2 separate regions of the Homo sapiens genome follow, and region 2 is linked to region 1. A link is an interaction called in ENCODE POLR2A ChIA-PET data of the cell type or tissue named here. Cell type or tissue: MCF 10A. All regions are shown on one strand. Links, peaks and the distances in the headings refer to the core of each region. The heading gives the core; the rest is flanking DNA. Region 1 has its middle 190 kb from the start of BANK1. Region 2 has its middle 10 kb from the start of PPP3CA-DT.

Region 1 (5,392 bases), core at 206-5,205:
GGATTACAGGCATGAGCCACCGTACCCGGCCACAGGTAGTATCCTTATAGCAGTGTGAGAACGGACTAATACACACACACACCCAATCGGAATGTGTTGTAAGAAATGTATCATTAGGCAGTTTTGTCACTGTGTAAACATCAGAGTGTACTTACACAAACCTAGATGATATAATGTACTGTACAGCTCAGCTATATGGTTTAGTCTGTTGCTCCTAGGCTACAAACCTGTACAGCATGTCACTGTACTGAATACTGTAGGCAGTTGAAACATAATGGCAAGGATTTGTGTATGTAAACATTGAATTCAGTAAAAATACAGTATAAATAATTTTAATATGGTACACCTGTAGAGGGCACTTATCATGAATGGAGCTGGTAGGACTGGAAATTGCTCTGGGTGAGTCAGTGAGTGAGTGGTGAGTGTATGTCAAGGCCTAGGACATTATTGTATACTACTCTAGACTTTATAAATGCTTAGGCTAAATAATTTTTTTCTTTCTTGAAAAATAAGTTAATTTTAGGTTACTGTAACTGTTTTACTTTATAAATTTTGAAATTTTAACTTTTTGGTTCTTTTGTGGTAACACTTAGCTTAAAACACAAACTCATTGTGCAGAGCCACAAATATATTTTCTTTCTTTATATGCTTATTCTATAAGCTCTTTTCTACTTTAATTTGTTTTTCTTTTTAAACTTTTTTGTTAGAAAAATAAGCCACCAACACTTATTAGCCTATGCCTACAGAGGGTAAGTATCATCAATGTCACTGTCTCCCATCTCCACATCTTGTTCCACTGGAAGGTCTTTAGAGGCAATAACATGCATGGAGCTGTCATCTCCTGTGATAACAATGCTGTCTTCTGGAATATCTCCTGAAGGACCTGCTTGAGGTTGTTTTACAGTTAACTTTTTTGTATGTAAGTAGAAGGAATGCACTCTAAAAAAACTATATAAATTATAATATAGTAAATACATAAACCAGTAACATAGTCATTTATTATCATTATCAAGTATCATGCACAGACATAATTGTATGTGTGACAGTTTTACAGGACTGCGGCAGAGTATGTTTGTTTCTACCAGCCTCACTACAATAATGACACTGCAACATTGTACTATGACATTACAACAGCCACAGCATCACTGAGTGATAGGAATTTTTCAGTTGTATTAAAATCTTATAGGACCACTATTGTACATTTGGTTGGTCCATTGTTGAGAAAAACATTATTATGCAGGGCATGACTGTATATAAAAATATATATGATAGTTTCTTTTATCAAAAATGGGATCATATTATACTTCTACTTTTTGGCCCACTTAATTACAGATCTGCCACTACTAGCTGTGTGTCAAATTTCTTAATTGCTCCATCTTAATTTCCTCATCTATAACACGGGCATTAACAACAGTCCTTGTGTTGTTTCATATGTTGCTCACTGGCATAACAACAGGGTTGTTATGAGGATTAAATGAGTTGATGCTTGTGAAATGCTTAAAATAGTTTTTTTTTTTTTTATTGTTTTGTTTGTTTGTTTTTTGGAGACGGAGTCTTGCCCTGTCGCCCAGGCTGGAGTGCAGTAATGAGATCTCAGCTCACTGCAACCTCTGCCTCCCAGATTCAAGTGATTCTCCTGTCTCAGCCTCCCAAGTAGCTAATTGTTTTGTATTTTTAGTAGAGAAAAGATTTCACTATGTTGCCCAGGCTGGTCTTGAACTCCTGACCTCAGGTGATCCACCCACCTCAGCCTCCCAAAGTGCTGGGATTACAGGCATGAGCCACTGTGCCCAGCAAAATATTATTCAATAAATGTTATTATTATACTACAATCTATTATATACTTTCTTACTGTTTGTCATATGAACTACAGCCAATTAATCCCTTCATTATGCAGATGAGAAACATGAAGCTCAAAGAGGATAATTACCTTGACAATTTAACAATGTTCCTAACAGAACCAGAATGCCAGGACTTTTCTCAGTACTTTCTCTTCTTAACACCAACAGAACAGCTAGTAGCAAGAGACCTTACTAGATGCACAGCCCCGTGCTGAGAACTTTGCATCCATTAATTCACATGATCCCGACAAATAACCTTAAAAAGGCAATTACTATTATGATTCTAATCTTATCCATGAAGAAACTAGGACCTATACCAGTTCTAAGCGAGCAGACTTTGCCTAAGAAGTCACAACTAGCAAGCTGCAGAGCCAGATTTCAATTCAGGTATTTCTGACTCAGAAGCCTTTGCCTTAAAACATAATCCTATGCCTTATCACATGAGGATTTCCTCATATTAATGGGGATTTCCTCATGCTAATGGTGATTTGCCAGTAAATCTCTAAAAGTCATTAAGACTATCAAGGTCATTAAGATAGCATGATTCTCCAATGAGCTAACTTATTATAAAGGGACTTAAGTACCATGAAGATTCCAGCAGCCAGACATTCAAAGTTCTGACTTAATTCACCTTAGATGTATATTTCTACTTTCTGCCTCGCAGTTCCTCAGGCACACCTGCAACATGAAAGCCCCCTCTGTACTCATATCTCACTCAGTACACCTTCCACTTTCCTTCAAAAAAATAAAAAAAAAAGAAAACCAGTTGCTTTTTGTTGAGTTTTGAAAACCGCTGCAGTAACAGGAGTACGATGTGGGGATCTTAGATTCTTCTCAAATGGTCAGGGAGGGATTAGGGTATTTGTTAGGCCTAATCTCACCATGCTCTCTCGAGACTGTAGGATACATTTTCAGCAATGCAGGAAGAAGCAGGCATGCTGCAAATGTTGAATAGATTTGTTTATGAGCTAGGACAGAAGGTCATATTTCCCGTTTTGAATAGGAAAAAATCCTAGGCAATCTTTTGTGTTGAAATATGAAATTATTCCATCCTTTCAATTCTTTGCTGCTTTTACATATTGCTCACTTGTATTTCATAGTGAGTCATGCCTGCAGCAATCTAAGGCTTGTCTTGCTTCATTGTAACCACCTGCTTTCTCATCAGCTCAATTGATGAAAACTTCAAGTGCAACTACAATATATGTTTTTACTGATTTTTGTGGCCAAACAAAAGCCTTCAAATGAATGTTGGGAAACTACCGCCACGTATTTTGCCCATAAACACAAAAACTCCAATATTCAAGGGGACAACTGGCCACTTAAGTATTAGAATTTTACAAGTTCATTTCATAGACTGGTTACAAAAACTTTACAGAGCATTTTATCTTTATAAACAGTCAGAAGCTTCCCTTCTTTAGTTGAATATGCATTTTTGCTCAGGTGAGTTCCTGATAGAAGATGCCAATATTCTATAAAACACTTTGGATAATGTGATTGTTAATTTTATGTCACCTTGACTAATCTAAGTGATGCCCAATAGGGGTAAAATATTACTTTTGTGTGTGCCTGGGAAGGTGTTTTCTGAAGAAAATAGACTGAGTAAGGAAGATCGCCTTCACCAATGTGGGTGAGGCCCAACAAAAAAAACAGACGGGTGAGTTTGCTCTCTCTGTTAGAGCTGGGCCATTCATCTTCTCCTGCCCTGAGACATCAGTGCTCTTGGTTCTTGGGCCTTTGGACTCCGAAACTTACACTACTGATGACCCTTGTTCTCAGGACTTCAGTTTGTACTGAAATTACACCACTGGCTTTCCTCGGCCCCCAGTTTGCAGGGGACAGCCTGCAGGACTTCTCCGCTTCCATAATCATATGCATCAATTTCTCATAATGAATATATTTCTATATATCTATATATAATATTGGTTCTCTTTCTCTGGAGAACCTTGACTAATGCGGGAAATAATGATAAACCCAAGGAAGCAAACAAGATAATAAGGATTTGAAAAATAAAGTAACTATTTACCATCCTACATATTAATCCACCCAATTAGCTCTGAAATCAGTTAGCATAAACTGTAAGAGTTAAGAGTACAAGAGCCTGCTGCAGGAAAACAGTTTAAACCAATCAGAGACATATAATGTTATTTCTTCAAACAGTGAAGATTAAGTAAATGCAATCATGCATGTAAATATATGTATGTAAATCATGTGTGCAATGTATGTATGTACAGTGCTGAACATAGATGCTGAAAAATAGTTAATGAACTTTTCCCTTAACATTTACCTTTGGAGATTAACATAATTATTTATAAATCTGGTGAAAGATGTAGATATTCTCCCCCAAACATACCCAGAAGCATTTGCATCTCAAAATTTTACCACTGGGATAAGGGACAAAGATCTAAAGCCCATCCAAGCAACGCCGATAAGAACTTACATAGTCCACAGATAAGGAGAAGGAACAAACTACTCCCTTCAAGAAGCCTTCCCCTAACTAACTGCTATTCTTTCTATAACCCTATCATGGGAATTAACATTCTCATTCCAGCCTACAAGCTTTCCCTATACTATATAAACCTTTGGAAACACTGCAGTGTGCTAACAAAGTTGCTACAGTTAAATTTTAGAATGTCCTCTGGGATTCAATTAAATTCAAGAAATATCTATTTTGCAAATCACTAATAAAGTTGTACTAAGGGTTTTCTCAAAATTCTTTTTGTGCTATGAGTTCAAGATTCTGAGAATATTTTGTTTATATTTTGCCTTTATTTTTCATATTTACAAATGTGGCTTTCTGGTATTAGATACTTTATGTCATATATCATTTTCTTAAGCATTACGATGTTCAAAGTTCAGATCTATTTTATAGCTCTTATTATTAGATCTAATATATTGCATGAGTTTAAAAACAATGAATTCAAGACATATACATGGACTAGCACTGCAATTTTCAATCCTAGAGTCTGTGTATGTATATTAGTGCTTAAGAAAGTTAACTTGGAGTTCTTTAACTTTCACAAGACTTAGAGTTGCTGATGAAACAAACAAATGAAAATCTCCACAGGCTTGTTTAGGATTTGCCATAAAGCATAGCATGAATACAGGGTTTAGATCCAAATACGTGTATGGCTTTGGTTGGAATGCTTAAGTCAAGGTGAATCCACACAACTACAAGGGTACCTTATAGTTCTGGATAATTACAGAGTTGTTTTCCCACCAAGCAGCTAAGAGTTAAAGAGATGATTCTAACCCAAACCCTGCAACTAATTGTGTGCTAAGTAAATCATCTAATCTCACCAGATATTCATTATCTAATCCACAACGTAAGAATATTTTAAAGATGGTTTTCATTCCCTTTTACCTCTAAACTATGGACTGTATATAGGTAACTCAGTAATTAGACAGTAGGAAGAAACAAACTGAGGATGGTTGACAGTGTGAAGCATTTGCCTTCTGGTGGATTATACCACTCATGAGCCAGTAAACTCACCACCAGGGGGAGGAGGAAAACCCTGATCTGTGACATTTGCCAATTTCAGTGGTGTAAATAT
Region 2 (5,392 bases), core at 284-5,283, 240 kb after region 1:
AGCATGTCTTGGTCATAGTGGTTAAGTCTGGGTGAATATGTTTTGCTGATCTAGAGATATCCAATGTTTTTGCTTGAGTGCCTCCAAAATAGTTTTTTACAGTATATTTTTCAGTTGTTAGCTAAAGTTTTATATTGATGATTTAATAGTTAAACATAATTGTAATTTCCAGCAAATTGTGTATTGCACTTATCTGTTAAATATTTTTCATCAAAACAGTAGAGCAGCACGTTTAACTTAATTAATTTAGAGAAAATGTCTGCCAAAGAACTTCACTGGCAAAGCCAGTTCTTAATTGTGAAGCAATAACTAAAGTGGAATTTTCTGTGAGGAAAAAGAAAACTGTGATTTTGTTTTTCAATTTCAATAAATATGTAAATATGTATCCCCACTATCATCTCACTTCCAAATTCTAACATACATAAGTAACACATGGTTTTCAGGAGATAGATCAAGTCACAGGGGCCTACCCATCAGTCTTTCAGTCTTTCAACCTAGATTAGGAAAGGCACTTTCTGCTTCAATATTTCATACATTGATGCCTTCCTGAATGCATCTTATGATGCTCCATTATTATCAATTCTCAAATTGTTTATTTGTATGAGACCCCAGAGGGTTTCACATCCTGGAATAATGCTCCATAGTAATTTCAAAAGAGGGAAAGAAAAATAAAGTTTCTGTAAAGAGAGATATGGGGAAAAAAAAGAGGCAGTACCTTCTAGAAAGCCTTCTTATATCCCAGGGCTATGCTTGTCACCACTATAGCCTCTGGGCCACCCCTCATTCTGCAAGACCTCTGGAGAGAAGGTGATTGCACAGATCTAGACCCAGGATTTGTCCTAGTTAGAGTTTACAGCTGAGAAACTGTGTTACTCTTAGTTTCCCTTATTATTTTTAAGTCTAATTATAGGTTCACAGCAAAATTGAGAGAAAGGTATGAAGATATTTCATATACCCACTGCCCCCACACATGGATAGCCTCCCCCACTGTCAATGTCCCCCACCACGGTGGTACAGTGCTACAACTGATAAGCTACATTGATACATCATTATTACCCAAAGGCCATAGTTTACATGAGGGTTCACTCTTGGTGTTGTACATTCTGTGAGTATGGACAAATGTAGAATGACATGTACCCACTGTTATAGTATTACACAGGGTAGTTTCACTGCCCTAAAAATTCTCTCTGCTCCACCTATTTATCTCTTCCTTCCCGCTGACCTCTGACAATCACTGATCTTTTTACTGTCTCCATACTTTTGCCTTCTCTAGAATGTCACATAGTTGGAATCATACACTATGTAGCCTTTTCAGGTTGGCTTCTTTCACTTAGTAATATGCATTTAAGTTTCCTTCATGTTTCTTTATTGCTTGATAGGTCATTTCTTTTTAGTGCTGAATAACAGTCCATTGCCTGAATGTACCACAGTTTATTTATCCATTCACCTACTGAAAAACATCTTGGTTGGTTCCAAGTTTTAGCAATTATGAATACATTTCTTTATTACTTACTACCCTTCGGTTGTACATAACTGAAATTCAACCGAACTCCAGCATAAAATGCTAATGAATTATAAGAATGTTGTGGGGGTCTCATGGACCCCAAGGGCTGTCATGTAGCTGGGTCGTGGGAACACAGTGGGATCAGGAAATGGAATACCAGCCGTCTTCCTTCTTTCATCTTTGCTTGCTCTTTTCTGCATGACTGATTCATTTTTTTTTTTCTGTAGAACCACCTTCTCTTCTTTCCTAATCCATATGGTAGAATAACACGGCTGCTGAAAGCTTCTTAGTATCAGTTTGACCTGTTTTCCAGAGAAAAGACTGAATTCAGTTTTCCAAAGAAAGAAATATCATGGGAAAAGAAGGCAACATGTATCCAGTCTTGATCTATGGTACTATAACCTTTAGATGGGGTCATGTAGAATCATGTGGATAAGTCATCTTTGAAATGAGGCTTCTGAGCAGACAAAATATCCAACATACACCTAATGCCTTCCCAGCCTGGGCAGAGGGGTACTGCAAATATCTGGGACAGATCTCAGTTCTGAGTTGACTCAATATACTTCCTGTTTTAGGAATATTTTCATTTTACCTATCAAGGAATTAAATGCTATATTCCGTGAGTTAAGAATTTCGGGCAATGGAGGGTACATCATTTGGGGATTAGAAACAGGGAAGGAATCTGCCCAGGAAATTCATCATCCTTATTCTTAGGATGGTAAATTCATTGTGGATGTGGGAGAAGGAGAGTAATCTGAAGTGAGATAAGAAGAGATTATTGTTTTTTCCCCACTGCATCTTTAAGTCGGTGATCTGGTCATTTTCCTTGCACCATCCCTCTATATCCAAGTGGCTATCAATTCTGACTAGCACATGCTCTCAGTGCCTCAACCCTGAGCCTGTCCCAAACTTTTCCATTTCCACAGCAGCTCCCTCTGTGCTTGTATCTGCATCTTTGTCAGACCACTGTCCTCAGGCTTCCTTGGCCTTTGCCCAAACGTGGAGAGAGCAGGAAGTGCCTAGGAATTCGTATCTCTCCGAGGCAGTCTGATCACACAAGCCTGGTGGTACAAATACTCAGCTCCCTGCTCCCTGATGGGAACAGCTCAGAGGTGTGACTTATAAGTCTCCAGAGGACCCCCACAGGATTGGGCCAAAGTTAACCATCTTTGCTTGACATATCACCCTTGCTTGGCTTTCTTCCCTTCCCTGTCACTTTTCCTGCTTCCCCCCTGGTTTTTCCTTGGAACACTTTTTAATAAATCACCTTTATATGAATATTTATCTCAGGGTCCGCATCTAGGTACTCCAACCTTAGATAGCTGACTATGCATTACAATTACACGGGAGGTAGGTAGTATATATTTAGCAGAACAGAAATTCTTAGGTCATGAATGAGGAACAAAAAGTAAATTTTTACCCAAAAAATTTTAATTAAAAACTTTAATTTTTAGTAATATGTTTTGTGTGTGTGTGTGTGTGCGCGTATGTTCCACAGTAATTCCAGGACTAACTGTGGCATGTGAAACAGATAAGACAAATGTCCTAGTCACTGGGTTGTAATGAGTAGCATATGGGTCCCACAGGATTAGATGGGTTATTTAGATACGCTGATTGGCATTATTACCCTTTATAAATGTTTGATCTCTAATTTCAGACATGTGGGAGAATCACATAACTCTGCCTCCCTTGAAATTAGGTTTAGCCAAATGATGAATTCAGCCTATGGAATGTGAGTGTGGTCATTCATGAGTATCACTTCCAGGCAGAAGCATTTGATTGCTAGGGCTTAGACCTTCAGCCCTCTCCAGCCCTGTTGGGTGACTGTGGAACCAGGTGTTAATATTTGTGCTATCTGATTGTAGGAGGCTGGAATGCTGAGTCAGCCTGGAGGGCTGCCCAGACCTGCAGAGAAATTCAAACTTTTGTTAAGCTACCAAGATTTTCCATTTTTACTGCAGCATAGCCTATAACCTGCCTGATGATGACATGGCAATAGGCATGGAGAATATTCAGTCAATAGCTCAAAAATTCCCCAAGACTGCCTAGTCAGAGTCTATCTATCCCTCTTTCCATCCATACTAATTTTTCTCCTTTAATTTTTTTGTACTGAGTGTGCTATAGAAACAATGGTATGGGCAAGGATGAAGGTAGAATATGGTCATTGTCTGCTGAAGAAGAGCATTGCCATAAGCACCAGAATCAGTAGGTGAAAACTTACAGAGGGCGTAAAGTAACAATCTTAGTGGCTCTTTTTAGGGGTCTTTGGTTGTAAGGAACATAACACTCAAACTAGCTGTAGAAAATAGGGTTTATTGTAAGGGTATTGAGGGGTTTATATATCCAGAAAAAAATTAAACAATGATGCCTTGGAAGGACAAAAAGAACACAGATTTTGAAATGTCTCTTTCTGCTCTCTCCGCCCCTGTTGAATCTGACCTATTACCCCTCTACCCAGAATGGCTTCATCTGTTTACATGCCTTGCACATGAATCATGTGCTAGTGGCTACGTTAACCCCAGCCTGCATTTCCCTTTATTCAAACAATAACCGTACACTTTCCTTTGAATTTTAAGGGCAAGCCCTTCACAGAAGGCATCTGATTAATCTAGCTTACTTGTGCAAATTAGATTAGGGAAGTTAAAGGTTACCAGCCCATAGGTACCCCCTAGTCAGATGTTCATCCACCCTAGTCCAATCCCCTGTAATGGCAGTAATTAAACCTGTGACCTGATGATCACTTGGCAGGTGAGGCTACTGAGGCATTTTACCTACAGCAGGGATATGGGCAGGACGGGCACCCTAAAGCATATTAACACAATTTCTAAGACAGACTAGATTTCTTTGGGCTGGGCACAGGTAACACCCTGAAATAGAGAGGGAAACTCTTTTGAGGACTGCTCCTAAACAACCATAACCCAAACCGTATCCACTTCCTCTCTGAAAATTGCTGCTATCTGTCCTAACTTATCACCAGGGAATAGCTTAGATGTTGCAAGCAAACAATAGAACCCTTTGTGTATTTGGAGAAGGAAGAAATATGAGTAATACTGTGTCTTCCCTTGGATCTATATAAGTAATTATTCTTACAGTACGGATGTGTGAGAGACACACCTCGTGCTAAAAACTAAACTCCTGAATTCCATCTGTCATCCTCAAGGCCTGAGTCCACTCTCTACGAAAGTTGACTCTGTAACTTTAAAAAATCTAAATGTGAAATTTTAGTTTTTCCTAAAAATATTTGAAATGCTTATTTAAACTATTTAGAAGGTTAGAAAAACTAACCCAGACTAACATTGTAATCAAATATTTGTTTTTTTTCAACAAACATATATTAAGCACCTGGAATATGGTAGGCATGTTACAGGCGATGGAAATTCAATTGGGAACAAAACAAAGTCCCTGCTCTCAAGGTTCATATTATCTAAGTAGATGACAGAAGACCAACAAACAAATAAATCAAACACAGCACACATACAGATGCAACGTCAAGTAGTTATAAATACTGAAAAGGAACTGAAACCCTATAAAGAGGCAGAGAGTGATGAGGTGCTATTTTTGTTAGGTATACAAGTCTACCTTGTCAAGATCACAAATAATTTCTCTTTTTATTAAAATCAACAATCAAATTTCAGTTGTCATTTTACTTAACCTATCAGCATGGTTGACACAATTCATTTGCTTGACTGTGGGGACGTTACCTTTCAATCCCAGAAGCTGCTTCTTTCAGTTGGTTTTGCTGGAACCTCCTATTCTTCCTACCTTCTAACTGAAATAAAGCACTATTATGCCCACGATTTCCAATTTTATACACAAGACTTTCAAGTTCAGGCTTATATATCCGACTGCCCACATGCCATTTCCACTTCCATGTACAATATGCGCCTC

Evidence for each region. ChIA-PET counts read pairs that join two places held together with the same protein. Peaks named below come from ENCODE experiments on the same cell type or tissue, not always from the same donor. Only the 100,000 strongest peaks of a DNase experiment are listed, where the experiment ranks them.
Region 2: POLR2A ChIA-PET joins it to region 1 with 5 read pairs; 3 of 35 experiments call an interaction of 5 or more read pairs at or near these places.

What each region holds. Positions count from the first base shown.
Region 1 is chr4:101,597,344-101,602,735 of GRCh38, reverse strand. No RefSeq gene overlaps it. Among named protein-coding and RNA genes, the nearest start is that of BANK1, 190 kb to the left of the region's middle. In MCF 10A, for the core only: no CTCF peak of the experiment used is centred there; a DNase peak (open chromatin) is centred at 2,955.
Region 2 is chr4:101,355,096-101,360,487 of GRCh38, reverse strand. No RefSeq gene overlaps it. Among named protein-coding and RNA genes, the nearest start is that of PPP3CA-DT, 10 kb to the right of the region's middle. In MCF 10A, for the core only: no CTCF peak of the experiment used is centred there; DNase peaks (open chromatin) are centred at 3,317 and 3,977.